Linked DNA regions of Mus musculus: regions 1 and 2 are each linked to region 3. Evidence: chromatin loops called from intact Hi-C (ENCODE). Cell type or tissue: gastrocnemius. All regions are shown on one strand. Links, peaks and the distances in the headings refer to the core of each region. The heading gives the core; the rest is flanking DNA. Region 1 has its middle 28 kb from the start of Pomc. Region 2 overlaps Efr3b (EFR3 homolog B). Region 3 holds the start of Dnajc27 (DnaJ heat shock protein family (Hsp40) member C27).

The links. A loop is a pair of places that touch in the nucleus more often than their neighbours do. Peaks named below come from ENCODE experiments on the same cell type or tissue, not always from the same donor. Only the 100,000 strongest peaks of a DNase experiment are listed, where the experiment ranks them.
Region 1: it touches region 3 in a loop (9-fold over the local background); 39 of 42 quality-filtered maps call a loop at or near these places.
Region 2: a loop joins it to region 3, with 13 times the contacts of the local background. A loop is called at or near these places in 33 of 42 quality-filtered maps.

The regions. Positions count from the first base shown.
Region 1 is chr12:3,921,189-3,932,254 of GRCm38, forward strand. It overlaps the pseudogene Gm9088. Among named protein-coding and RNA genes, the nearest start is that of Pomc, 28 kb to the right of the region's middle. In gastrocnemius, for the core only: CTCF peaks have their summits at 5,110 (motif pointing right) and 7,858; DNase peaks (open chromatin) are centred at 5,125 and 7,887.
Region 2 is chr12:3,981,290-3,986,289 of GRCm38, forward strand. It overlaps Efr3b (EFR3 homolog B), which reads right to left. Exons shown (of 23, transcript NM_001082483.1): 5 at 4,141-4,262; 6 at 3,245-3,394; 7 at 2,095-2,229; 8 at 1,566-1,644; 9 at 681-816; 10 at 365-526. Among named protein-coding and RNA genes, the nearest start is that of Pomc, 29 kb to the left of the region's middle. In gastrocnemius, for the core only: a CTCF peak has its summit at 2,639 (motif pointing right); DNase peaks (open chromatin) are centred at 301, 562, 1,172 and 2,640; H3K4me3 peaks cover 1,067 bases; H3K27ac peaks cover 934 bases.
Region 3 is chr12:4,075,286-4,086,351 of GRCm38, forward strand. It overlaps Dnajc27 (DnaJ heat shock protein family (Hsp40) member C27), which reads left to right and starts at 7,289. Exons shown (of 7, transcript NM_153082.4): 1 at 7,289-7,588; 2 at 10,669-10,751. The coding sequence starts at 7,502. In gastrocnemius, for the core only: a CTCF peak has its summit at 5,223 (motif pointing left); DNase peaks (open chromatin) are centred at 3,003, 5,226 and 6,581; H3K4me3 peaks cover 708 bases; H3K27ac peaks cover 818 bases.

The sequences.
Region 1 (11,066 bases), core at 3,219-8,218, 150 kb before region 3:
GGAAGAGAAAAAAGGAGGAAAGAAAGAAATCCCCGCAGCGTATTCAGTGGGAGCCCAGAAGGGTGTCTCCCTCACTGCCAGGCTCTAGCCTACAGCCTAGAACCAACTGACTTTACTACCCCCATCCAGCATTTTCAAGCACAAGGATGCTTCTCTCTGGGTAGCCACTGCATGTATATGTATAGCTACACTGACCTATCTGTATGTAATCTTACAGACCAACCTGGCTCTCAGAACCTTGTTCTCCTAAAAGCAGGTGTCAGAGCTCTTTCAAATCACCCAGCCCAGGCTACCACCTCCACTCTAGCAGTTTTTTACTCTTACAGAAAATGCTGCAGAGAAATCAATCCTTAGAAGTGGAATTGCTGGCCAGGCAGGCACACGCAGCTGAAATGTTGATGGCTTTGGTCAAATCGCCACCCTTAAAGGCTCCAGCAATTTCCATTTCCGCAGCTAATCTCACCCCCAGAGCACTTCCGCGTGTCTTTGTTGGACACTTGCCTTTCATTCTAATTTGTGTTTTAACAGCGGAGAGCTGAGCTGGGCTTTCTGCACCTCTGTCCTGCATCGATCTCTCTCACTCTGTCTTCTAGGTTCCCCCTGACTGCTTCATGGATTTCTGGTCCTTCTTTGTAGTTAAGGAAATTAGTATACTGTCTCTCACCCCGCTGTAAGTATTTCCCACTGCCTAGCTGTGTTGTTTTCAATGGGGGAGCTTTACATTTTAAAGACTCAGATTAATACATGCATACCCCACTTCTTCTCTACACACTCTGTGCTCCCATTTTGAGGGTTCCATTTTGAACCTGCCCACTATTAAGTCTAACGTAAAGGAAAAGAGGTTTTCGTCCATATTTAATTGCTCTCTGCAGGGTCACCTGTCTCCAGCACTGCTTACTGAATAGACCATTTCCCCAATGATTTAGGGCCACTTTGAGAGTGTGAACATCCACACATAGTGGATCTGTTTCCAAACCGGTGTGTCTTATTGATTTTCCTGCCTATTTTTGAGCTCGGGCCAAGTCGCCTCATTTGCCACAGGTTCACACTTTACTTCTACCACCTGGTAAGAGGTTTATCACCACTTTTCACTTATCTTCCAGATGACTTCCAGTGTTGTTTTCTTAGCCTCATGGGAGAGCAACATAAAACTCATACAACATAATCGAATCATCATGTGCTCTGCAGAGAAAGAGTCCTGCATGGGGAAGGGGAAGACAAGACAGAAGGTTTTGTCTGTGATAATACATTTCTGGCAAATGTATAGGTTATCCCAGGGAAACATTTCCTCACACATATCACTCCCCACTCCTCCTCTTTAACTGGGATCTCACTACGTAGAACATGCTGGACTCCAACACACCCAAAGAGATCTGCCTGCCTCCATCTTCCAGATTCTGGGAGAAAAATACACATGCCACCTTTTATTTAATTAATTAAATTTATTTATTTAGCCGGGCATGGTGGCACACACCTTTAATCCCAGCACTCGGGATGCAGAGGCAGGGAGATCTCTGAGTTCCAGGCCAGCCTGGTCTACAGAGTGAGTTCCAGGACAGCCAGAGTTACACAGAGAAACCCTGTCTTGAAAACCCAAAAACCAACCAAACAAACAAAAATTTTATTTGGGTTTCCAAGACAGAGTTTCTTTGTGTAAAACATCGTGTCCTAAATTTTTATTTATTTGTTTATTTATTTATTTTGAGGCAGGGTTTCTCTGTGTAGCACTGGCTGTCCTGGAACTCGCTCTGTAGACCAGGCTGGCCTCCAACTCAGAAATCCGCCTGCCTCTGCCTCCCAAGTGCTGGGATTAAAGCTGTGCACCTCCACTGCCCAGCTACCGTGCCCATTATTTAAGATAGAATCATGTGTAGTTTACAAATTCTCTCTGTAGCCAAGGGTGGCCATGAACTCCCAATTCTTCACCTACCTCCAGAATACTGGGATTACACACTTCCCTACTGCCCTGGTCACAGAATGCTTCTTTTGGCCAAAACAAAATGTATTTACAAAAGTATGGGTTTTTTCCTATGCCCTCCCTTGTTCCCTAATAAAGCCACGGAGACCTTTATATTTGTTAATAAGTTCCTTGCACGATAGCTGGGCGGTTACCGATCTCTTTTAAGCGGACTATGCAGCAATGGCCTACTTCCCAGTCACGTGGCCATTACCTGCCACCGTGGACCCCGGGTCCCAGTGGGAACTCCTCAGAGCCCAGCTGAAACCCTCTCCCTGGCTCTCTGGGCTCAGAAATCCTGCCTTTTCTTCTCCTGCCCAGCTAGATATAGGCTGACCAGCTCTATATTGACCAATCAGAAGATGATGGAGAACGTGTTTTAAAAAACGGAGTCAGGAAATTCTTCACAATAATGGCAACACCCAAGTCTGGACTGCAACCAGATCTCAGGTACAGAAATCAGCACTGGAATACATGGTGCACAGAAAACATCCCCCAACATGTATCTTTGTATTTATTCAAGCCTTTATATCTTTCAAGTTCACATCTTTCATCTAGAGAGGACTTATAGGATTCTCATTAACACATTTCTAAACAGCCCTTCTTGTGTTGGCAGTATGAATGCATTCTTCTCATCCAGTGTGCTTTCTAACTGTTTATTACAAGGGATCATTCTGAAAAATGCTTTAAGCAGGGTATCGTGTAGCCTAAGTTGGCTGTGGTTGCTATATTGAAGCTAGCCTTGAACTCTTGATCTTCCTGCTTCTGCCTCCTGAATTTCTAGGATTGCCTTACCAACTTGAATAACTAGACGTTGGCTCTCTTTGTGGGTTTTTCCTTCCACCCTTCACTCCTTTTCTTCCTTTTGACCTCTGAACACTAGATAGAAGAGACAACAGAACTGAGGGGAAAGGAGGAAACATTATCATTAGACTACTTCCTGTGAGTTTGATCTCTCAGATGTCAGGACATCTAATTTCTTCTTATTTCTTCTTTGCATGTGAGTTCTTAACAGCAACCAATAGCCCCCACCACGGGGGGCTCTAGCATTTATTATTTATTCTGAAAAGTCCTCAGAATTCCAAAGGCCACACAATCATAGTAACTATCTGCAGCTGGCAAATCCACGCCCTTGCTAGAGCACAAGGCAAATCATAGTCAGCTGCTGTGGATGACCTGAAGCAGCCCCACATCCCAGGCCTGGGAAATTCTCACCACAAGCTTCTAACAGGGAAGTGGTCCCTGGGTTAAGTCAGGCTCCTGGTACCTTCCTGTCTATCACTGTTCTAGCACAGCCGCTGCAGGTGGGTGTGGTTGAAAGGATTCTGGGTATCGGGTGCTTTGACGGACTCTGTTGCTGGAACTCTCTAGCATGGGGCAGAGGGCCTGGAGGCAGTAATGACCATCTTGAGCTCTCTCCTGCGGAGACCAAACATCCCTCCTTCTGCCTTCTTCTGATCTGAAGCAGCATCCACTTATCCGGGCTGTTTACTAGACAAATGGCTGAGGGCAGTCGCTCGGAGGCTGCCTGTGGCCATTAGCAATGATTTCCTGCCAAGTGTGTGACAATAGAGGTTGTGACACGGAGTGAAGATTTCAGGGCAGAAAAGCACAAGATGATTACACGCAGAAGAGAAAGAAGCTGCATTCGGAGTTTTATCTCCTCTATCACTAGCCAGCACCGGCAATGCGGTGGGTGCTCTGTAAATACTTGACTGGGAATGAAACACAGAGAAAACTCCAGGAGGATCAGGGGTATAAAAATGATCTGAACAGGGCCTGCTGTGGTGGGCAGATGTAAAGAGAGCCGGCTGTGATGTGTGGTGGTGCACACCTTTAATCCCAGTACTCTGGAGTCAGGGGCAGGTGTGTCTCTTGTGTGTTCAAGGCCAGCCTGGTCTACAGAGTAAGTTCCAGGACAGCCAGGGCTGTTACATGGAGAAACCCTGTCAGAAAAAGAAAAAGAGAGAAAGAGAAAGAGAGAGAGAGAGAGAGAGAGAGAGAGAGAGAGAGAGAGAGAGAGAGAGAGAGAGAGAAGAAGAAGAAGGAGGAGGAGGAGGAGGAGGAGGAGGAGGAGGAGGAGGAGGAGGAGGAGGAGAAGGAGAAAGAAAAAGAGAGAGATGCCTTCCACCTATCAAAGTACCAGTGTGATGGCTCAGAGGATCTCCATATCAGCATATGAGTCTGATGATCTAAGTTTGATCCCTGTCCCTGAGCCTCGTGTGCTGTTATCCCACAGAGTCTATCATCCAGCTCTTATAATGAGATGGGAGGTAGAGACTTGAAACTGTGGAAATTCATGTTCTCTAACCACACAAGCACAGTGGCACATTCGTGCCTGTGAGTGCTTGCCCTCAAACCTTCAAAAGATGATTTGATTTGTGTTGTTTTTAATTTGTGTGTGTGTGTGTGTTCAGAAGGTCACAAGAGGGTGTTAAATTCCTAGGAGATGGAGTTATAGGTACTCACCCATATGTGTGCTTGGAACGGAACACAGGTTCCGGAACCACAGGTTAGGAACGGAGCACTCTAACCACTGAACCACTTCCCCAGGCCCTGTGGTGTTTGTTTGTATGTTGGTATTTTTGAGACAGGGTCTCTCTATTATGTAGCTTCTGGAACTCGCTGTGTAGACCAGGCTGTCCTCAGACTCACAGAGATTCACCTACTTCTTCCTCCCAGGTTCTGGGATTCAAGGCATGCTGTACAATGTCCTGCTCTTGTTTGGAGACAGGGTCTTGCTATGTAGCCTTGTATGACCTGGAGCTCATGTATAGATTAGGCTGGCATCTAGCCTGCTGCAGACCTGCCTCTACCTCCCGAGTTCCGAGGATTGTGCACATCATGCTCAGATAATGTGATTTCTGTAATTATTATTCCCTTCCCCTTATTTCTTTAGGGACAGGATCTCATGTAGCCCAGGCTGTCCTTGAACTCACTATGTATCCTAGGCAAGCTATCTTGAACTCCTGGTTGTCCTGCCCCAGCTTCACTAGTGTTGGGATTAAAGTTGTGCATTCAGACATCTAGTTGACTTTTTTTTTCAAAGTCCCATATGTTATACCTTCTAAAATGTCTATATGGAAGCTAGGTCAAGTAGAGAGTTTTCTCCTTTTTGGCTAAATAGTCCTGAGGTGGCTCGGCCCCTAAGGTGGCCACCAGAGGGCAGAGTTGTTCTATTGTGGGGATATTGTAACCCACCTGACCAAGTTCCAAACAGAGCTTTGAAGTTCTGAGGAACCACCTGCATGGAGATCTTCATGGAGTGGGCCTGTTTCCCCTCACTCAATCACAACTCCCAGATTGAGGTCCCAAGTCCCAAGCTGTCTTTCTGCTTCTTGTGTGATGAGCACAGCCCATCACACACCTTCTCTGAACTCACCAATCTCTGAAAGCCCTGTTTAAGGCTTTACAGGAGACCTTGAGTGGGAAAGCCCTGCCTCTTCTTCTTCTTTTTTTTTTTTTTTGGGGGGGGGGGGGGGACAGGGTTTCTCTGTGTAGCCCTGGCTGTCCTGGAACTCACTTTGTAGACCAGGCTGGACTCGAACTCAAAAATCCACCTGCCTCTGCCTCCCAAGTGTTGGGATTAAAGGCATGTGCCACCACTGCCCGGCTGCCCTGCCTCTTCTTAACAAACTCAAGGCTTGAGAGCCTCTAGACTCTGTCTGCAGACAAGTTCATCATCTCCCCAGGAGGCCTCAAAGGCCCAATCTGAACCAACCTTGAGCAACAGTCCTTCCTGCCCTGAAGCTCATGGTGCTGTGTGTGTGTGTTGTCCATGGATGGATGAAGGATAAACAGATCTCGGGAGAGCTGTGATAAATACTATGAAGACAATAGAGGAGGCAAGGGGAGTGAGAGGGAAGGGCTGGGATTGATTGAAACTGGAATCTACCCATTTGGCTAGACTGACCAGTGATCTCCAGGAATCAGCTTGTCTCTGTCTCACCAGAGCGAGGGAATATGGGCACCTTCTATCTGCCACATACAGCTTTTCCATGGGTGCTGGGGGTCTAAATGCACACTTGCAAGCACTTGTAGTGAGAATTTGGCTTTCTTAAAAACCCAGTTATGGGGATAGAGAGATGGCTCAGCAGTTAAGAGCACCAGCTGCTCTTCCAGAGGTCCTGAGTTCAATTCCCAGCAACCACATGGTGGCTCACAACCATCTGTAATGGTTCTGATGCCCTCTTCTGGTGTGTCTGAAGAAAGCAACGGTGGTGTACTCATATGCATAAAATAAATACTCATATGCATAAAATAAATAAATATTTTAAAAAGTTATGTTATGTGAATATGTTTCTGTTTTAATCCCAGGTGTGGGATATGGGGCTGCTTCAGATCCTCCGCAGCAGCTGACTATGATTTGTCTCATGCTCTGGCAGGTGCATGATTCTGCCAGCTGAAGATAGTTTGCTTTTGAAATTCTGGGCACTCTTTTTTTTTTTTTTTTTTTTCCGAGACAGGGTTTCTCTGTATAGCCCTGGCTGTCCTGGAACTCACTTTGTAGACCAGGCTGGCCTCGAACTCAGAAATCTGCCTGCCTCTGCCCCCCACCCCCACCCCCACCCCCCCCGAGTGCTGAGATTAAAGGCGTGCGACACCATGCCTGGCTTATTCTGGGCACTCTTGAGAAGGTATAAAGATGCCAGAGCTCTGGACGTGATGGCAGCTGTCCCTCCCTTCGCTGCTTCTTCCTGTTGTGTTTGCTGCTTTAGCTCTCGGCTGTATTGCTGGTTGGAGTTATCCTGATGACACCAGTTGGATTTGCCTCTAGAAACTCAATGCCCCTAACCAGCAGGAAGTAGTATAAAGAGGTCTATGCCTCCTTCCCCTTCTAACCTTTTTTGCCTACCTAATGTTGGTGGGCTAGAAGGGATTGGTGAAGTGGTGCACGCCTTTAATCCCAGCACTTGGGAGGCAGAGACAGGAAGATTTCTGAGTTTGAGGCCAGCCTGGTCTACAGAGTAAGTTCCAGGACAGCCAGGGCTACACAGAGAAACCCTGTCTCCAAAACAAAACAAAACAAAACAAGAACCCAATAAAGTAGCCAAAAAGTATGGTTACAAGCATGTCTCTGAAGATGTCTCCAGCCCCTGCAAGTGCTATTTTATACAAAAGTCAGGGAAATCTGGTAAGATTAACTCTGACTAGACACCTCCAGGAAATTAACCAGACAAGACTAAAGCGAAGGCTGGAGTCCTGGCCACAACAATAAAGTGCTTGGCTAACATGTACCTAGAGCCTGGGCTAGATTCCCAGAACCCTAAGGAAATTCAAAGCTCCTTACAACAAACAACAGTGACACTGCTTGGGGGGGAAGCTAGGCCTGCGAAGGCCTGTGGTGGCAGAGCACACACATGAGCTATGTATCTGTGGGGCTGGCAATAAAGAACCTGCAGGGCTACAGGACTCCAGCAGTCTCTTTGCCTCTTGGTTCTTTTGCTCCGTGAGTTACTGTATGGATCACAAAGGTCGGGAGCCTGATCAGGAAGCTGCTGTAACTATTCACGTGAAAAAGGCTTTGACCCAGGAATCTTAGGAAGTGCTTGCTGGATTGGACTGAGCTGTTTGGTTCAAACCAGTAGAAATCAGAACCTCCTAGCCGCTTCTAGGGCATGAGGGAGAACCCTCCACTAGAAGCAAAAACTTGAACAGGAAAAGCCATCTGAATTCACAGAGAGTTCTGTTGTTTGTCAGGAACCATGGAGTTCAAAGCCAGAAATGCCCACAGGATGATGAATTCCAGATCAGCAGTGATGCCACTCATCTGAGGTCACTTGGCAGCAACTCCATGGATTCTAAAATGAAGGCTTGCTCTACTGATGCACACAACTGTGGCTGTTGTGCTTCTCCAGCCTCTTACACCAACTCTATTTCAATTGTGCCAGTGGTGGCATCCCCTGGGTGGCAGCAGAGGTCTGCTAGTGCTATGCCAGTCAGCAGTCCAGCTCTGCCACATACTCAACCCCAGACCCTACCTTGCTTCCCTGAGCCTCTGAGGCAGCTCTGGTTTCTCGGTACTTGGCAGGCGCCTTGGTCCTTTCACTCACCACTCAGATCAGAAGTCCGTGCTGGCTGAGTGCTGGTGCTTGCATGTGGTGCCTGTTGATATCCTAAGTGTCCATGTCCTGTGGCTCAGTGCTTCCCGTTGTAGGATGCAGCCTACAGCAGTGCATGATTCCTGCAGATTCATATGCAGGGATCACAATGCAGAACAGTAGGCTTATTTATGTGTGTGCCTGAAGGAGTTTATATACACCACGGGCAGGCGTGGGCCACCCGAGGGGCCCAGAGGCTGTTGGACCTGGAACTGGAGTTACAGATGGTTTTTAGCCACCTGACATGGGTGCTGGGAACTGAACCCAGGTCCTGTGCCTTAACCACTGAGTCATCTCTCTAACACTAAGCAATATGTTTTAAGGAAATCTATTTTTCTATATAGGGTTTCTCTGGCCATGTAGTCCTGGCTGTCCTGGAACTTGCTCTGTAAACCAGGCTGGCCCCAAACTCAGAGATGTGCTTGCCCTTGCTTCCTGAGTGCTGGAATTGAAGGTGTGAGCCACCATTGCCTGGCTACCTATAGAAAAATCTTGAAGAAGAGGAAGAGGAAGAGGAGGAAGAGGAGCAAGGACAACAAGAACAGCATCTAGTGTGGTGATGGCTGCACACATCTTTAGCCCTAACTTTTAGAAGGCAGGGGCAGGGGCAGGGGCAGGGGCAGGGGCAGGGGCAGGGGCAGGGGCAGGGGCAGGGGCAGGGGCGGGATGGATTTCTGTGATTTTTGAGGCCAGCCTAGTTTACATAGTAACTTTTAGGTTAGCCAGGGCTACATAGTAAGATGGTGTCTCCACAAAAGAGGAGAAGGAGATAAGGGAGCTGATGAGAGGGCTCAGCAGTTAGGAGTGAGCATTGTGGGTGCAGAGGACCTGAGTTCAGTTCTCAGCTCCAGATCAGGTGGCTCTCAACTGCCTACAATTCCTGCTCCTGGACATGTGACTTCTGGTCTCTGAGGGCAATGACTCTCAGGCACATTCTGTCTGGCACACATAATTAAGAGTAAATTTTAAAATGTTTAAAACTCTTCAGAGGGAAAAGTAAAGCCCGGCGTTGGCACGTGAGCTGCGTCAGTGCCCGGCCTGGCGTTGGCACGTGAGCTGCGTCAGTGCCCGGCCTGGCGTTGGCACGTGAGCTGCGTCAGTGCGGGACCTGGCGTTGGCACGTGAGCTGCGTCAGTGCGGGACCTGGCGTTGGCACGTGAGCTGCGTCAGTGCGGGACCTGGCGTTGGCACGTGAGCTGCGTCAGTGCGGGACCTGGCGTTGGCACGTGAGCTGCGTCAGTGCGGGACCTGGCGTTGGCACGTGAGCTGCGTCAGTGCGGGACCTGGCGTTGGCACGTGAGCTGCGTCAGTGCGGGACCTGGCGTTGGCACGTGAGCTGCGTCAGTGCCGGGCCTGGCGTTGGCATGTGAGCTGCGTCAGTGCTGGGCTTAAACCCAAGAGAAGCAATTAACATTCACACAGGAAACTCAGCACTAATGCTCAGAGCAGTACTGCTCATGACAGCTAAGTGAGGAACAGCTCAGATACATGAATAAGATAGGCCATGCAGTGAAGTTTTATTCAGATACAAAAAAGAATGGGGTGGGTGGGGGTGTAGCTCCATTGGTAGGGTGCGTGCCGAGCGTGCGCCAAACCCTGGGTTCATATCCAGTACAGTGTAAACAGTCATGGTGGGACAGGCATGCAATCCTAGCATTTGGGAGATGAAGACAGGAGGGTCGCAGCTTCAAGGCTAACTTTGGTTCCTTAAGGAGTTCAAGGTCAGCCTGAACTGAATGAGAATCTGTCTCAAAAAAAGATGGAGGGCTGAGCAGACACGGTGACCGGGTGACGCGGTGACACGGGGGTTAAACATTTGCTGCTGTCACGGAGAGAGGACAGGCTCAGTCCCCAGGACCCACATGGTAGCTCACAACTCTCTGTGACTCCAGTTCTAGGGGACCCAACATCCTCCTCTGACCTTTTGAGGGCACCAGTGTGGTACTCAGACGTTCAAGCAGGCAAAACATCCAGACACACTGAATAAATCTTAAAAACAAAACAAACAAATGAATAAAAACCAAAAATTCGTTTTCATCCTCTCTTCAAAATCTTACATTTCTTTTTTCTTTTTTAAAAATTCCTTTATTTACAGTCCAAAATGTAAACAGGATGATTGGTTCTCATTTGTGATACTTCCGGGTCCTGGATCGCATACTGTGGAGACAGGGAAGCAAACACAGAGGCCAGTCCAGCTTGTCAGACTCAAGGGAGAATGTCACATCAACACAGCAGAGGACCTGGTTCCGTCTTGTCTAGATTACATTTCCCACACTGTGAGATCACCACTGGCAGTTTGGGCTTATTGTTGGGGCCTGTGGGAACATTCTCGATCTTCCTCATCACTACAAGTCCGTCAATGATTTTTCCAAACACTACATGCTTTCCATCCAGCCAATCACACTTAGAACATGTGATAAAGAACTGGCAGCCATTTGTACTGGAACCACTGTTTGCCATGGAAAGCAGGCCTGGAGCAGAGTGTCTAAGTTTAAATTTTTCATCCACAAATGGACCCTGGTAAATACTGGCGACTCCAGTGCCATCGCCATTAACAAAATCTCCACCCTGAATCATGAAATCCTTTATGACCCTGTGGAAGGTGCTTCTTTTGTATCCTATCGGAACACCATCTTTTCTGATCTCGGGTGCAGAATTGCCTAAAGTTCTCTGCCGTCTTAGGCACCACGTCTGCAAAGAGCTTGATCATCATTCGACCAACTTCCTGGCCGCCAATGCTAACATCAAAGAAGACCACTGGATTAACTGGACTTGAATTTGCCACTGCCATGGCTTTGACCCAGAAGTCAAATCTTACATTTCTTTATGTATGAATATGTTTGTGTGCGTGTACCATGGCACGTGTGTAGAACAGGGGACAACTTACAGGCATTGACTCTCTCCTTCCATCACATGGGTCAGAGGCTGAACTTAGATTATTGGGTTTAGTGGCAAGCACCTTTAACCTCTGAGCAGATCTCAGTCTCCATGCTGGCCGGCTCATATGC
Region 2 (5,000 bases), core at 1-5,000, 96 kb before region 3:
CCCTCTCCAAGCTTTGCCAGGGTCTCTCCTTTCAGTACAGCCCTAGTCTTAACCCTTAGGCCCTGCCTGTCTCAGGCCAGAGAACTAGGTCTCTGGCAACCTCTCCCCACAGCCTCATTCCTCTTCAAATCTTATCAGGTCCCTCCCTTCTCCAAGCCTCACTGGGTCCTTCCCTTTACTAAGTTCCTTCCCCAGACTCCGCCCCTTTCCAAGCCTCGCCCAGATCTATCTCCACTACCACGTCCTAGGCCCCGTTTCACAGGCTCTGCCTCCTTAGCCCCGCCTCCAGATCGTTGACAACTCCTCCCCTGGAGTCGATCCCTCAAGCCTCAATGGCCCCTCCCAGACCCACCCATTTCCCCACCGATAGTTTTGATGACGGCCTCCTGGAACATGCACTCCTCATGCTCCTTGATGATCTTGGAGCCCAGGCTCACAGCGCCGTCGTAGCTCCCAGTTAGCGCGTAGTCGATGCTGAGCCGCAGCTGCCGCAGCAGGGTGTTGAACATCTCCAGTACCGTGGGCCCTGGGCGCCAAGGGGGAGGGACCCACAAATCATGACAGGAATCCCTCCTGCTCTCCCGTAAGCCCAGGCCCGCGCAGCCAATCGGCTCTAAATCTAACGCCTGCACACACCCCCCCACCCCACGCCCCTTGCCTTTTGCTCCGGACCCCCTTACCGACAGAGCCCGTGGCAGCGATAATTGCAGCTTCCGATAGGACTTCCACGATGCCGGCGCGCACAGTCGCCGCGCTGCGGCTGTTGGCGTCCAGGTGGCTCAGGAGCTGCTGGATAACCAGGTGGGAGTGCTGCGGCTGTGGAGGAGGAAGACGTGCTGGTCCCCAAACAACAACACCCCCCCCCCTGCCCCCCGGCCCGGTAGCCCTCTGCTGGAACCCAGAGGCTCAGGGTGAACCAAAATGACATCCCACAGCCAGTGGGCACTGCAGGTGGCACCCAGACCTCGCTCTCTTTCTTGCAGCACCCCACCCCAACCCCCACAAAAACGGAGCCAAATCCCAGGGAATCTGTGTTTGCACATTTTCCCTGAATTCCTTTACTTCAAAGGCGGCCAGCAATCTATTTCAAAATATTGTCTTTCATTTCTCCCTGTCCCCAGGTTTTACTGGCAAGGCCCATGAGAGGCCACGTGGTTCATCTCAGTGCAGCTCAAAGTGTGGCTGGGAGCCAGCCCAGTGCCAATTCAAGATCTGTCTGATAACACTGCTGCTAAGATGTGGGCCAGAAGGAAAGTACACCCGCAGTAACGGGGGCGCTCAGGGAATGCAGGTGGCTTGTCTTCTTTGAGATTTAATTTTCTCTAGGAATTATTTTCCATTGTATTTCATAAAAATAAAATAAATGTTGGCCTAGGATATAGGAAACATTAAACAGAGAACTCCTTGCAATTCCTTCCCAGCCGGATGATACAGCATGATCTGTGGCAGCTGGGGGTCTCTGGGGGGGGGGGGGGGAGTCAGAGGACACCTGGCTTTCTGCTTTGTGCATTGTCCAGCACCAGGAAGTGCCCTTGTGCCCAAGCTTGAACAGGGACAAACCATACCTGAATTGAGTACATGATGATTTTAAAGCAACGGGTGGCAAACACTTTGGGTTCCCAAAGAGAGTGGTTATCCAGGTGGCTGTGAGGAGAAAACATGGGGGAAGGAGGGTGACTAGGAAACTCAGAGGGAGGGAGGGAGGGAGGGAGGGAGGGAGGGAGGGAGGGAGGGAGGGAGGGAGGGAGTAGAGATGAACTTGGAGGGACAGCGACACTTCCAGAGATCCCCTGGCAGTTTCCTATCAAGGAAGGGCTTACAGTACAGGCTCTATAGCTTGACACAAAAAGCACCTTTGTTCAGTTTTTGCTACCCTCCTCTTAATCAGCACAAACCACAGGTGACCACTGCGTGGTAGTCTAGCTGTATGAACCAGCAAAGGATTGACTTGGCCGTAGCAAGTCTGCAAGGCCATCACCTCTATTTTCACCTGGGGAGATGGGGGAGGGCGGCTGGGACAGCCTGCAAGAAAAGCCTTGAAACCATCACCAGGGAGTAGAGCATTTCCTGGGTGGAGAGCAACACTCAACTCACATAAGAACGGGCTTGATGGCGTTCTTGATATTGCCGAAGGCCGCCCGGCCCAGGAGCTCCCTCAGGCACCTCTCAGCCAGTTCTGCTGGGTTCTCCTTTTCCTTCTCTGGTGCTTGGAGGGGCGAGGGAGACCGGCTGTGAATACAGAGCCAAGTGGATAAAGGATGGGGTTCAAAGCTGGGAGCTAGGACTGTATAGCCCTAGGTTTCTGCTCAGAACAAGCAGGAATTGGAAATAAGCTGCAGCAGGTCATAGAGTAGTCTTGACTGCCAGCGATTAACCAGGGTACGGGATCTGGCAGTAGAAGATTGGAGGAGACAACAGAGTTGTTTGTGGAGAAACACTTCAGGGTGGACTGGATTGTCTCTGGGAGGGTCTAGACATATCTAAAGGTTCAGGAAGAGGTGGGTGAGAACTGAAAAGAGGAAAGAGGCATATGGTGATTGGCTAGGGGGTGACTTAATGGTATGCAAATCTGAGTGAACCTCTAAACAGAACTCTTCTAAGAGCAAAGCAGATCGGTGAGCTGTTATATCAGAAATAGCCACCAGGGGGCACACTTACTTTCCTCTGCTAGTTTAACTGCCCAGACCCAACTAAGTGCAATTTTACTGAGCATCTAAGTCCAAAAGCAAGGTAGGACAGCAACAGGAACCTTTCTCCCTATCCCATTCTACCTGGGAAAGTAAGGGTCAGGGGACTGGATGAGTCTGATCTTTTTGAGGATCTAAGATTAAAATCCAGTGTCTGCAATTCTTGAGTAGCTGTGGCTGGTCAGTCATGTTTTAAGGTCTGAACTGGCATCATGAAGTGAGCTGGGGAAGTCCCAAGGGAAAGTCTTTAGCATTTAGAACCACAACAGGCATTTCAAGCCTCCTTAGCTGGCACAATCTGTCTCTCGTCCCCTTGTGTCCTGACCAGCTTACCTGTATACTCAGGCAGCCCTGAGCCATACCACTCTTGCTGTCTCATCTGAAGGGGCTCAGAGGCTGGCAGAAGACAGACCAAAGGATCCACTCATCGGGAAACAAGCCACAAAGCCAAGATTCCTGGCCTTGTAGCTGCCTTTACCTTCCTGTCCAAGCTAGGTGTGTTCCAGGAGCCTGGGTGTGAGGCAATGCTCTGACAGCTGAACCCCACTCCCACTCACCTCTCTGCCTCTTCCACGTGCTGCAGATTGAAAAGCAGCGACGGGACGATCTTGTCCATGTGCTGTGGGTCCCAGATGTTGGCCTGCAGCTCGTCATTCACTGTCTTCCTCACTACCCCTTGCAGGCCTTTGATGCCTGACATGCGGATCCTGTAAGGAAAAAGGCGGAGGCATGCCTGCACCCTGAGCATCTCTACAGCCAGGAGAGGAGCCCAGGTCAAGGTCTAGAGGCTTGAGTGCTCTCAGAGGCTCGGCGCCTGCTCCTCCTTGTGGGTTCCCAGTTGGTTGGGATACATTAATAAACAAGATTCTTGCCCTTGTGTACCTAGTGGGCGGAGACAGACGGGGACCAGAGACATAAGAGAGGACAGCCAGGCAGGCATCATGGACGGGAGCAGAGAGCAAAGCCACGGCAGAGGCGAGCTATGAGATCCATGGACTGCATGAAAGTTCTGGGGGCAGGACTGTCCTCTGTGTCCTTGGAGGCAGAGTGAGTAGGAGGACCCAGAGAATGGAGTGAGGGAGAGCCACTGTGAGGACATGGGCTGTGTTGATGGGTGTAGATATTGGGAGCAGGTTCTGAGGTGTCCAAATGCACGTTTTAAACCAAGGAGTGTGTGGCGGGTTTGCGTGTTCACGCACACTTGCGGGTTTTGTTTCTGGCTTCAAGTTCAATCAGGAGTATATTATTCTTTGCCCTGTTTTCTGCCCCACCCCACCCCAGTTTTTCTTTCAGAATCATCTGCTGGGAGCCCCTTCTGATTGACAGCCACCCACTCTGGCAGCAGCAGACCGGAAGAAGAGTCTACAGATTGACCATCCAGTGCTGAAGCCCTTCAGCGCCCCTTGGTGAGTCTCCTGGGAGCGCCACAGGCCCCTGGACTCCTGGTACTCACTTAGTCTTGATTTCCAGGTCATCGTGGCTTGAGTGGCACATTTCACTGAATCGGGACACAAAGAAGTCATAGCTTCGATGATAGGAGGGGGTGTCCTCTTCAATGTTGGCGAACTTCACAAACTGTCGGGCAGAGGGAGAGAATGTGCGTGAGAGGCCGTCGTGCTGCCCCTTGGTTCTGAGTGTCCCAAGCACTTGATTCAAAAAAGCCACAGGTCCATGTCTCTAGGGAGCAGCCGGAACTTGCTGGGACTTGAAGGGGACCTGGGTCAAAGCACAGAGTACCCCCTTGACTGAGCTGTGAAACAGGAAAGCAAATCTGAACATTTGGCTTCAAAACTGGAATCACACCTTACAGTTGGAGTTTTGAGTGTTTAAAGTTCGGCATTTTGGTAGTCTCCCTCCCTGTCCATCTCTTTCTCTTCGAGACAGGGTTTCATGGGGCAGATGTTGACAATGAACTTGGTCCTCCTCCCCTTACCTCCCAGTTGCTAGGATTACAGGTGTTTGTCTCCATGCCTGGTTTTAGGCCTCATCTTTAGCAGCATTCTCAGCTGCAGACTGTACTGAGCTGTGCGTTTTCAGCTTTAAAGAGGGAATTGATTTCAATCAAGTCTCCCAGACAAGCAAGCATCACCTACAAAATGGACTGCTAAAAACTAACACAATTTATTTCGTCTGATGATATAAATGCTAGCATCCCCAAACAATTCTACAAGGAGATTAAACTGATAAACTGGAGATATAGCTCAGAGGCGAGAGTGCTTACTTAGCATGCATAAGCCCTGGGCTCCACCTCCAGAGCTGGATAAACCGAGTGTGGCAGCCCAGGGCTGTAATCCCAGCACTTAGGAGGTGGAG
Region 3 (11,066 bases), core at 2,297-7,296:
AGCACATCCAGTTAGTGAGGTGTGAAGAATCTGGCATGTAGAGAAGACCTCTTTAATATCCGATTTCTATCAGGATGTTGTCTGGCAGGGTGAAATGGAAGGCAGTAGTAACACGGCTGAAATGGTCTAGGGATATAAATACCGACAGCAGAAGTGAACCTCGAGTGAGGAGTCCTGCTGACAGGGATCTGGCTGAGGCTGAGTGGGATCAGAACCCAGGGAGGGAAGTCCTGTTGGGAGTCTGACTTTTGTACGTACATACGCTGTACTTCCCAGGCTCTGAGCCTTTCTTATCTCCATACTGTCTCTGTCTGGTTTCCATGGACACCAAGATCTGTTACAAGAGCAGCGTGAGAAGCTCTGAGCAGGGACAAACACCAGGCTCAGTCGTCTTTCAAATCCTTCTGAAAATTAGGTAGAGATTGTTTCTGTAAATGGTTTTGAGTTGGAGCGTAATACACTGAAGTGTCAAACCACTGTGTTCTCACAAAGTGAATACAGCCACGTAACCATGTCAGCCTTGGTGGTAGGTGTCTGTAATTGTAGCATGGGGACACTGAGGCAGGAGGATCAAAAGAAGTTTAAGACTAGCTTCAACTACACCATGAAATGCTGTCAAAATAAAAGAGAGAAAGTGGGGGCAGGGCGAGGGTGGGGGAACGCAGGTAGGCAGGCAGCCATACTGACAACAAAAATTGAACATGGCAAGCAATCACAAACTCTTGTCACCCACTTTCCAGAAAGCCATACCCATATTCCTCACACGTGGGTGAGTTTAGTCTGTCTTAAACAGATTCATTTGTGTTTACCTTTTTCTTTCGTTCAACATCATACTTATGAGACTCATAGCGGTAGAGGTAGTAATTTGTAGCAACAGTATAGAATTGCAAGCCTGAGTAGTGGTCACATCTGTAATCTCAGAACTCAGAAGGCAGAGACAGGAAAGTTGATGAGAGTTCAAGGCTAGCCTATATAACAAGTATATAACTTGTTATATAACAAGTTCCAGGCTATCCTCTATAGAGTGAGACCCTCTCTAAAACAAACAAACAAACAAACAAACAAACAAGGAACTGAAAACAAAAAGAGCAATTGCATTGTAAATATATAGGTTGAGCATCTCTACTCCAAATATCTCAAATCTAAAATTCTCTGAAATCCAAAACCTGTTGAGCAATGATAGGAAAGCTTCTTACTATGGACTCACTCTGGGGTGTAGGATTATTATTTAGAGTAGTAGATAAAATTATCTTACTATGAGCTCACTCTGTGGTGTAGGATTATTATTTAGAGTAGTAGATAAAATTATCTTTGGGGACCAAGAGATGATTCACTTGGTCATGTGTTAGCAGCAGAAGTACAAGTTAAATTTTTTTTCTTTTTAGATTTATTTATTTTATGTGGATGGTTGTTTGCTTGCAAGTGTAGGCACCATGTGCACACCTGTACATGCCTGGTGCCCATGTAGGTCAGCAGAGGTGTTGCATCTCTTAGAACCAGAGTTACAGTTATAGAGTCACTGTGTGGATGCTGGGCTGGGAACCGGACCTGGGTCCTCTTAACCACTGAGTCAGTTCTCTGGTCCCAGCAACTGTCAAAGCTGTGCTCACAGTGAGAGCCTGCAAGTCTAGCCACGGAGGGTGGAGCAGGCATATTCCTGGAGGAGGCTGGCCAGTCAGCCTAGCTGAGTCTACAAGTTCCATATTCAGAGAGAGACTCGGTCCCGAAAAATAAGGTGGGGAGCAATTAAAGAAGACAGTGTGCACTTCTGGCCTTCACATGCATGGGCACACACAGAGATTTGCACACACACAAATTTGCACACACATGAGCAAATATACGTATGCTACACACATACCTTTAGGTTGTGTGTACAAAGTATATATGAAATGTAAATGAATTTCATGCTTAGGTTTGGACTCTACCCACAAGAAATGGCATATATTTATATAATAATATTCTATTATTGTATATATTGTCTATATAATGGTATGTATATATACACATACATACATATATGAGTAGGCTATAATTTTTCGTATTTGTGTTTGATTTAGTCCCCCTCATGCTCCTGGGCTTTGAAGGCTCTTGGACTAGTATATCCTAAACTTCTAGATAATTAATTGAGGGGAGAGTGGTAAAGTTATTGTGCTTATAATGGCTAGGGTGGAAAATATTAGGTTAGATCTAATTTTTGTTTGGTGAGTTAGTTTTTGAGTTGTTGTTGGTTGGAAATATTGTTAGTGAAGTGGAGTAAATTAAACGGGTATAGAAAAATAGGTTTAGGGGTGCTATTATTGCTATTAGTGTTGCTATAATTAAACAGTTGTTTTTTATAAGTTTTTGGGGGTTATATATCCACAAATAAACCAAGACAAAACAAAAAACCTGGGTCTGTAGAGCTGGCTCAGTAGTTAAACGCATATGCTGCTCTTGCAGGAGACCCAGGTTTGAGTTCCTGCAACCACATCAGGTGGCTCACACTACCTGTAACCCCATCTCCGGGGTTACCCAATGCCTGTGGTTTTCTAGGGTACCTTGTATTGACATGCATGCAAACATGTACACATATTCATAATTTTAAATATATATTTAATGAAAAACCCAAACTCATTTCCAGTGAGAGAGACCCAATCTGTATATAACACAGTTTACCCCTTCTGCCAATGCTGGAAAAATGGCCTCCAGTCTTTTCTTTTTTGTGTGTGTGTATGCATATTCACATATGTGTAAGTCCATGTGTGCACATGCATGTGCAGATTGACCTCAAGTGTGTTCCTCACTCTCTCTTATATACTGAGGCAGGGTCTCTCACTTGGCTCTGGCAACCCAGGATGTTTCCCAGGTCCTTGTCCTGGGCTCCAGTTCCTTGGAGGGTTAATGGCAATTTTCTGTCAATATTACTGTCACTTGTCATGCCTGCCTGCCTGCTATATCTCACTACTTATTGGCATCAGACTTTCATTGCCTGGCACTTCTAAGATGGCTCAATCCCAGGGCTGGCAAGTAAGGCTGCTTGTCATATGTGAGCTCAGCTGTAGGTGATGGGTGTGGGAGTCTCGGCTCCTGCCTGCTTGGTCCTCTCCATAATCTTCAAAGACTTCTTGTCTGGTAGCTGAATTCCAAGGGTGGTAGTTACAAGAAGCTTAACAGATATTTCATTGCCTTTCATGACCAAGTTTAAGAGGTGCTATAATGTCAGAATACAGTCACAAGACCTTCCAGATCCACAAGACAGAAATCATATAGTCTCTCTACCTCTCAAAGACTAGCAGTCCTGCTGTGAAAGGAGGACTTTCAAGATATGACTCCGAGGGGAATAGACTAGTCACAGCAGGATAGCTACTATGTGATTCTATGTATAGAGATCTCTGGATCTATATTAAGAACTTATCTCAATAATTTGAAAAGGTCCCGTAAAGTAGCACCTAAGCCGGTGTTGATGAGTAAAGCGGAGGAGGTGTGTATATCCTTAGAAACCATCTTCTAGTTCTGTCTTCTGTAATATACCAATGATATTGTGCTTGTGCTTACGAGCTCTGCATTTTAAACATATATAATGAACTATGTATGGCTGTGAACAATTGTCTCAAAATAACCTAGGAGGGAGAGGATGCAACAAAAATGGCTGCAAGTTTGTACTGCTGAGGCTGGGAAATGGGTACATGGAATGCTCATTCTATTATTTTTGCAAATATACGAATTTTGTCACAGACATGATTCCAAAATGCAGGAAGTGAAACAAAATTTCAAATGGCTTTCATGAACTAAGTGTAAAAATATTTAAACCAGGAAAAAAAGAGCATGAAGTCATATAATTTAGTGCTATGTTACTTAGGAAAATGAATCTTAGGATATAGTTCTGTGGCAGAGTGTTGAGGTTACAGACAGCTGTGAGCTGCTGTGTGGGAACTGAACCCAGGTCCTCTGGCAGGGCAGCTAGTGCTTTTAACTACTGAGCCCTCTCTCCAAGCCCTACCCAACTCTATTCCAAAGAAAATCTTAAGTCACATTGAAGGAGACAGTAAAAAACTAACTCAACTACCCTGAGAACCTATATGATAATGGTATCTGTCAGTTTAGGACAAGAAGAGTTGTCAATAAATTCTGAAAACTGAATTCTAGCGCAAAGAATTTCCATTTTTGAAATGACGAGTTAGCAATTCTGGAAAAACTTTCTATATATTGCAAATGACCAAATACTCTGGGGAAGCCAGGATCTCCCTGTAAGAAGAACATAGTTGTGAGGAGAGGGGAACCACCAGGATGCTTTCTGTTATACTGAAATGCATGCATGGCTTGTTTTAAAATATGGATTCAGATGTGTGTGTGTGTGTGTGTGTGTGTGTGTGTGTGTGTGTGATCTCAGTCAACTGGAGGAGCCAAACGCAAAGGCACGCTGGTGTCAGCAAGCACACCTAAGACGTGGGTGTAGATGCCACCTAAGGAATCTTGAGAAGAACACAAGGAGTTGGGAAAGGTTTGTTATACCAAAGAGCAAGAAAATGCTCAAAAGTGGTGGAAACAGGGAAGAGTAGAGGAGGCCTGGGGTGCCGCTCAGGATAGGGCTCTGTCCAGCACACAGGGTCTGGAGTCCCCAGAATTCTTTGACCAGCCAGTGAGCCAGTTCAGTAAAAGATCCTGTCTCAAAGGTAAGATGGATGGCTGTATGTATTTCTTAGAAATACATACTGAAGTATTTATGGGTTTAAAAAGTTCATAAATTAATTTCAAATGACTGAGAAAATGTGTGTGCATATATGTACAAATAGTGAACACAACCTCCATAGTAAATTCCACCCCTACCCCCGGGGTGTGCACACATGTAGACATGCACACACACATGAAATTTGAGTATGAACTATGTTTTAAGTCAACCTTTCTTAGTTTTATTTGTTACTGGTGGTTCCTTTAATCTAATCTCTCTCTCTCTCTCTCTCTCTCTCTCTCTCTCTCTCTCTCTTTCACACACACACACACACACACACACACACACACACACACACACAAACACACACACAGAGTATACTGGCTCAAAGAAATACCTAGGTGCAAACTCATTAAATACCTATACCTTAATAATTTAGTAGCCACTCAAATACAAGCAAGTGTGCCTCTCAAGCAAACTCTATCAGATTGAGTTCCTAGTCCATTTTTAAATTCACAGATACCTAAACTGCAACTTCAATATGGCATAGACAGGGATGTGGCGCCATCTGCTGTTAGAATTGCAAACAGCACCAAGGCGTATTTTTGTAGTCATGATTCACTGTTTGCCTTGAAAATTTATAACCTAGAGGCTCTTCCCTATATAATCCAGATGTTTTGTGCTGGTGCTCTCCTGCCCCCATCCTCTTCCTCCTCTTCTTCTTCCTCCTCCTCTCCTTCTCTCCCTGCATGGGTACCCTTTCTCTCTTTCTCTTACCCCTCCCCTCTCTCTCCCCATGGCGACTTCCCTGGCCTCCTTTCTTGGGGCCAGTGAAGTCACCTGCCTGAGAGCAGCTTCCCAGTGACCCTGCCTTTAATATATTCCAATCTGGTTTGAATTGGCTCATTTCACTAGTAGCTGAGAAATAACAGATCAGATGGTGCCGAAACACAGCAGTTTACATCTCCTACAGTATTTCCCAGGGCCACATATTACATTGTTATGCCAATTATTGGAAAAGGTTCTATCTTTTTTTTCTTCAAAAAAAGCATTTAATATTTTAAATTAAGCATGCTTGAAACTGACTTAAAGTAACTACTGTCATCCACTGTGTCTTCCCAGACTTGGTTTAAGATGTTTAAAGCCCTGTGGGAGCAGAAACCTTCACCTTGGGATTACTGAGAAATTGTCAGCCATCTTTGTCAATCTCTGTTTACATCTGTAACTGAAATTATTGACTAAAAGAATAGTGTGTCTGTCAGACTGACTTTCATTCTAACAGTTGCTTTCCATAAGAAGTTATCGTAAAATTTATGATTCTACCTTATCTACCTTATCTTGTCAGGTAAGGGGAAAGGGAACAAGATTCTGGGTTAAGCCTGGATGTTGGCAGCTGTGAGAATCCCACACCATCACAGAGCTGGACAAACCTTAAGAACTATCCAGCCAGTCTTCCTCCTGAGGATGGGGGCCATTAGACTGATGCCAGAGAGGGAAAATTAACACACACACACACACACACACACACACTGCCTCTGCTCCAAAAGGCAACTCTGGTTTTCAACCAGGAAAGAGTCTTGTTCAAGGTCCTTTTCCAGAACCAGGGTCAGACTCCCAATTCTCATCTGATGCTACCTTCTTCGATGAAGCCTTTGCAGGCTGTCTGCAGATTGAAGCAACCGTCCATTAAGAATAATCAGGGGAGGGGTGATTATGTACTAAACAGATACTTTTTTGTGTGTGATTATTCCCTAAAGGACAACAATATAGACTAACAACTATTTACATAAGAATGATATTTACATTGTAATAGCATTTACTTTGTATTGAGTAGTTATGCTGGCTTTCTTGGGTTTTGGGTAGAAGCCAAGAAACTCACTTCTGTAAGAAAGCAGGCTGAACGGAGCCATGAGGAGCAAGCCACTAGGCAGCACTCCTCCACAGCCTCTGCATCAGCTCCTGCCCCCAGCTTCCTTTCCTATCTCTCCTGTCCAAATTTTTTTTGATGTGTAAGCCAAGTTAAACCCTTTTCTCCCCAAGTTGCCTTGGTTATGGTGTTTCTTCACAGCAACAGTAACCCTAAGACAGTGGGGCAGATAATGTGAGATGACACAAGTAGGCTGAGGATGTGCATAAGTTACATAAAGCTTTCTACACATGTACAATTTATACATAAAGGTTTTTATATATTTATTTTGAAACAGGATTGCACAATATAGCTCCACCTGGCCTTGAACTCATAGAGATCCGCCTGCCTCTGCCTCCTGAGTGCCAGAATTAAAGCGTGCGTTTGCTCGGATACCATCTTTAGGTGACTGGGACATCCGCAGAATCCACTGTGATCCTGGGCTCAGTCCTCTGCAGAAACTGTAGTCTGCAGTCACTGTACTGACGGAGAGGAGGATGGCAGCAGAGGCACCCATCGGTGAAGATTCCAGGAAAAAAAAAGCCTTTGGCATGACTGGGCCTTACACTAAATGTCAAAAACTCCCCGTGACAGCCGCTCTATTTCTGCCACCATGTACAGACCAATCTTGATGCCAGGCAAAGAAACCCCAATCGCCTGCAACCGGGCCGCACTGGCCCAACAGGACCCCAAGACCCAGTCCTCCCGGGCCCCGCAATGACGTCACGGCGCGCAGTCATCGCGAGACTCCGCTCGCCCTCCGCGGCTCGCCGCTTCCCAACCGCCCTCGTCCGTCCGCGGCCAGGCAGCGGTGGGGATGGCGAGCCGCGGAGCCAGGGTGGTGACGAGCACAGCGGCTCCGTCATTGGGCGAGGAGGCCTGAGGGACTCCAGGCTGGCTGGGTGCGTAAGGACACCACAACCCGCGGCCCCGGCAGAGCGAGGGCGATGGAGACCAACGTGCCGAAGAGGAAGGAGCCCGCCAAGTCCCTCCGCATCAAAGTCATCTCCATGGGCAACGCCGAAGTGGGGAAAGTGAGTACCGCGTGCTGCGAGGGCAGGACCTCCGCGTGCTGTGAGAGCGACATTCCCATTGGCTAGGAGAGCCGCCACTCAAAAGCTTGAAGCTCCGCCTCCTCTCTGCTTAGTTTAGCATCCTGAGCTCACTGGGGCTTGCGGCCTCCAGAGGAAAACTATCTTGACCTTTTTGACCTTTGGGCTGCTGGCTCTTTACTGACGTCACTGTCCCTAAAAGGTGTCAGGGTGGCCTCTGATCTTTGATTGTAATTTGAAGGTAGTAATTAGATTCCGATGTCGAATGATCAGTTTACATACCAAATCTGTTTTTCCCCTGAGAGGGGACGAGGTCCTGCGGGTTGGGGAGAGTGGTTGCCAGCCTTGCTGTTTAAAGAGATGCCAGGGAGGTGTTAGATTCTAAAAAATGTAGCCCTGAACAGCCTGGAGTCTATGTTCCCACCACCAGAGCACAACAACCTAGTGTGTTTCAGGGGACATGCACTGACAGCCCTAGATCTTGTGTTTTTAATTTTTTGTATTGTCACGTCCATTTTTCTCGGAGGAGTCTTTTTTTTTAAAAAAATACCATCTTTCTGAGTGTATCATTTCTGTATCATTTGCTGCTTATTAGCTACTAAACTTCCTCTCATCTGGGAAGGGAGGCCTTTCCTAAATGAATTTAGATGCCAGTTACTCGTTTTCTTCCCTTAACGTTGGGAAACTGTTGGTTAAGAATTCCCAAGGTCGACAGACAGGGAAGGCATCCGAAGTGGAGTCTTCACTAAACCAAACGCAGAAGACCTCTAATGGGAGCGTTTGCATACTACTATGTAAGCCAGTGCTCTGTGCTAGAAGATGCTCAGGAAGTGTTTATTGCTGTTATACAATTTAGCGTGCTCCCGTTCTACATATGGACCTTCATGTATGTGTTAACAAAACAGTTGCTGAAGATTAACATTTATTGACTATTGACTATTTTCCAGCTCTGTTTTACAAAGGCAGGAGAGTTGGGAATATTGTGAGTTGGTGCAGTGTGAGTGTGAATAGCAGTTCTGTTCCCAGGAGTCCTGCAGAAAACTGCTAATCCCAGTGGTAGGCAAGCACAGACTGCTGGGTCCCCGGACCCCCGACCAAGGAGCCTGATCAGCAAGCCTCAGGTCCCACGGAGACCTTGTCTCCAAAAGGAACGTGGATAACCACTGGGGAATGATACCCCATACACACACACACACACACACACACACACACACAATCACAATCAAATTGGAGGGGAAAATATTAGAAATAACTTTTTTCGTCCCCGAAGATTGAAAACCATAAAAATTCTTGAATTAAATGAGGCTTAATGAGGGCTGAGAGACAGCTCAGCAATTAGAAGCACTTGCTACTCTTGCATTCAGTCCCAACAACTGTGTCAAATGGGTGGCCCACAGCTGCCTGTATCTTGCTCTAGGGGATTTGATACCCTCTTCTGCATTATACTGACACCTGCATTCACGTGCATGTATCTACAGACATACACACATACACACAGTTAAAATGAAATAAAAATATTTAAAATAAAAGCCTTCATGTGCTATAATTCACATAGAATTCACTTATTTCAAAAATATAGCTCACTGATTTTCATTTCATTCACAGAGTTATGAAACCATTATCATGATCAATTGTAGAATATTCTCATCGTCTCCTGGAGGGGAAAAAAACCCCAGCAATTAACAGGCTCTCCCTGCTTCCCCTAACCATTAGCCCACTTCCTGCCTCCATGAATCCATGCCTATTTTGGATATTTCATGTGAATAGAGCCATATCTATTGATCTACGTGATCTTTTACTACAGCCTTCTTTTACTTAGTATAATTTGTATAAGGTGCATCTTTATATATGTGGCATATATCAGTATGTTCTTTGGGGTTTTTTTGTTTTTTGTTTTTTGTTTTCCCAAGACAGGATTTCTCTGTATAGCCCTAGCTGTCCTGGAACTCACTCTATAGACCAGGCTGGCCTCAAATTTAGAAATCTGGGGCTGGCGAGATGGCTCAGTGGTTAAGAGCGCCGACTGCTCTTCTGAAGGTCCCGAGTTCAAATCCCAGCAACCACATGGTGGCTCACAACCATCCATAACGAAATCTGATGCCCTCTTCTGGAGTGTCTGAAGATAGCTACAGTGTACTTACATATAATAAATAAATAAATCTTTAAAAAAAAAAAATTTAGAAATCTGCCTGCCTCTGCCTCCCAAGTGCTGGGAGTAAAGGCGTGCGCCATCACCACCCAGCCAGTATGTTCTTCATATTGTAGAAATGTATTCTATTATGGAAATGTAATATATTTTATTTATATGGGTTTTTGTTTTTAGAATTGGCAGTAAAGATAATTATCATGTAGACTTGAGGACTTAGGCCCTGAATCAAATATGACTTTTAATATTTTGATCCTTTTCACTGGAGGGATCATGGCTCGATTAACAGCTAGACATAGGCAAGGCCATCAGGAGATGCTAAGACGTGGGTCTCGGAGGGAGTCAAGGCTGGAGTCAAGGCTGGATGTGGATACTTTAATGGTGTTGAATGTGTGAGGCTGGGAAAGAGGTGCAGAAGACGAGATCACAGCAATGGGTAATACAACTGAAAACACATCCATATTTAGTATGAAGGTAAGAGTAAAATTTTTTTCTTTAAAATCATGACTTGTGGCCTGGTTGGTGGCATGTGCCTTTAATCCTAGTACTAGGGAGGCAGAAACATGTTTAAGGCCAGCCTGATCTACATAGCTAGTTCCAGGCCAGCCAGGAACCCTCTTAAAACAAAGAAATAAATGCCTCACTTTTTATACTTGTTTCAGGTACATTATATAGTTTTTGTTTTCTTCGTGTCTTTTGTTTTAGTTTTGAGTCAGGGACTCATGTGGTTGAGGCTGGCCTCGATCTCTTGAAACTGCTGTTTCTCCGGGCATCCACTGCCATGTCAGCCAGTTGTTGCATTTGAAAACGTTTCCATCTTCACTGGAGTGACTGAGGAAGCCCTAGTGAAGAAGTGTGCTTGTTTCCAATGTTTTCCAGTGTGTATTACTAAACGCATGCACTTTTGACTTTCTAGAGCTGTATTATAAAGCGCTACTGTGAGAAGAGATTTGTGTCTAAATACCTGGCAACCATCGGGATTGACTATGGAGTCACAAAGTAAGTATATTGTTCCTCTGGCCTGAGTATTTCATAGATGCTCAGGCTGTGTCCTAAGAGAGCCTGCATCTGTGTGTGCATGGGTTGCACTGATAGAAGCTCTGAAGATAAATTGGAAAAGACAGGACTAAGGGACTTTTTCAGGTCTGTGGTGCCATCCTGTCAGCCTTCCAGTGTGTTCGGTGCCTGCCAGGCCAGACCTGAGCAGGCCAACCCAAAGCCCGAATGACAGTTGGAGCAGCTTAGGACAGGCGGAAGCAGGCCTGACCAGCAAGTGTGCTTTAGGCTGATTTGTCTTTCGTTGGCTTATGATGT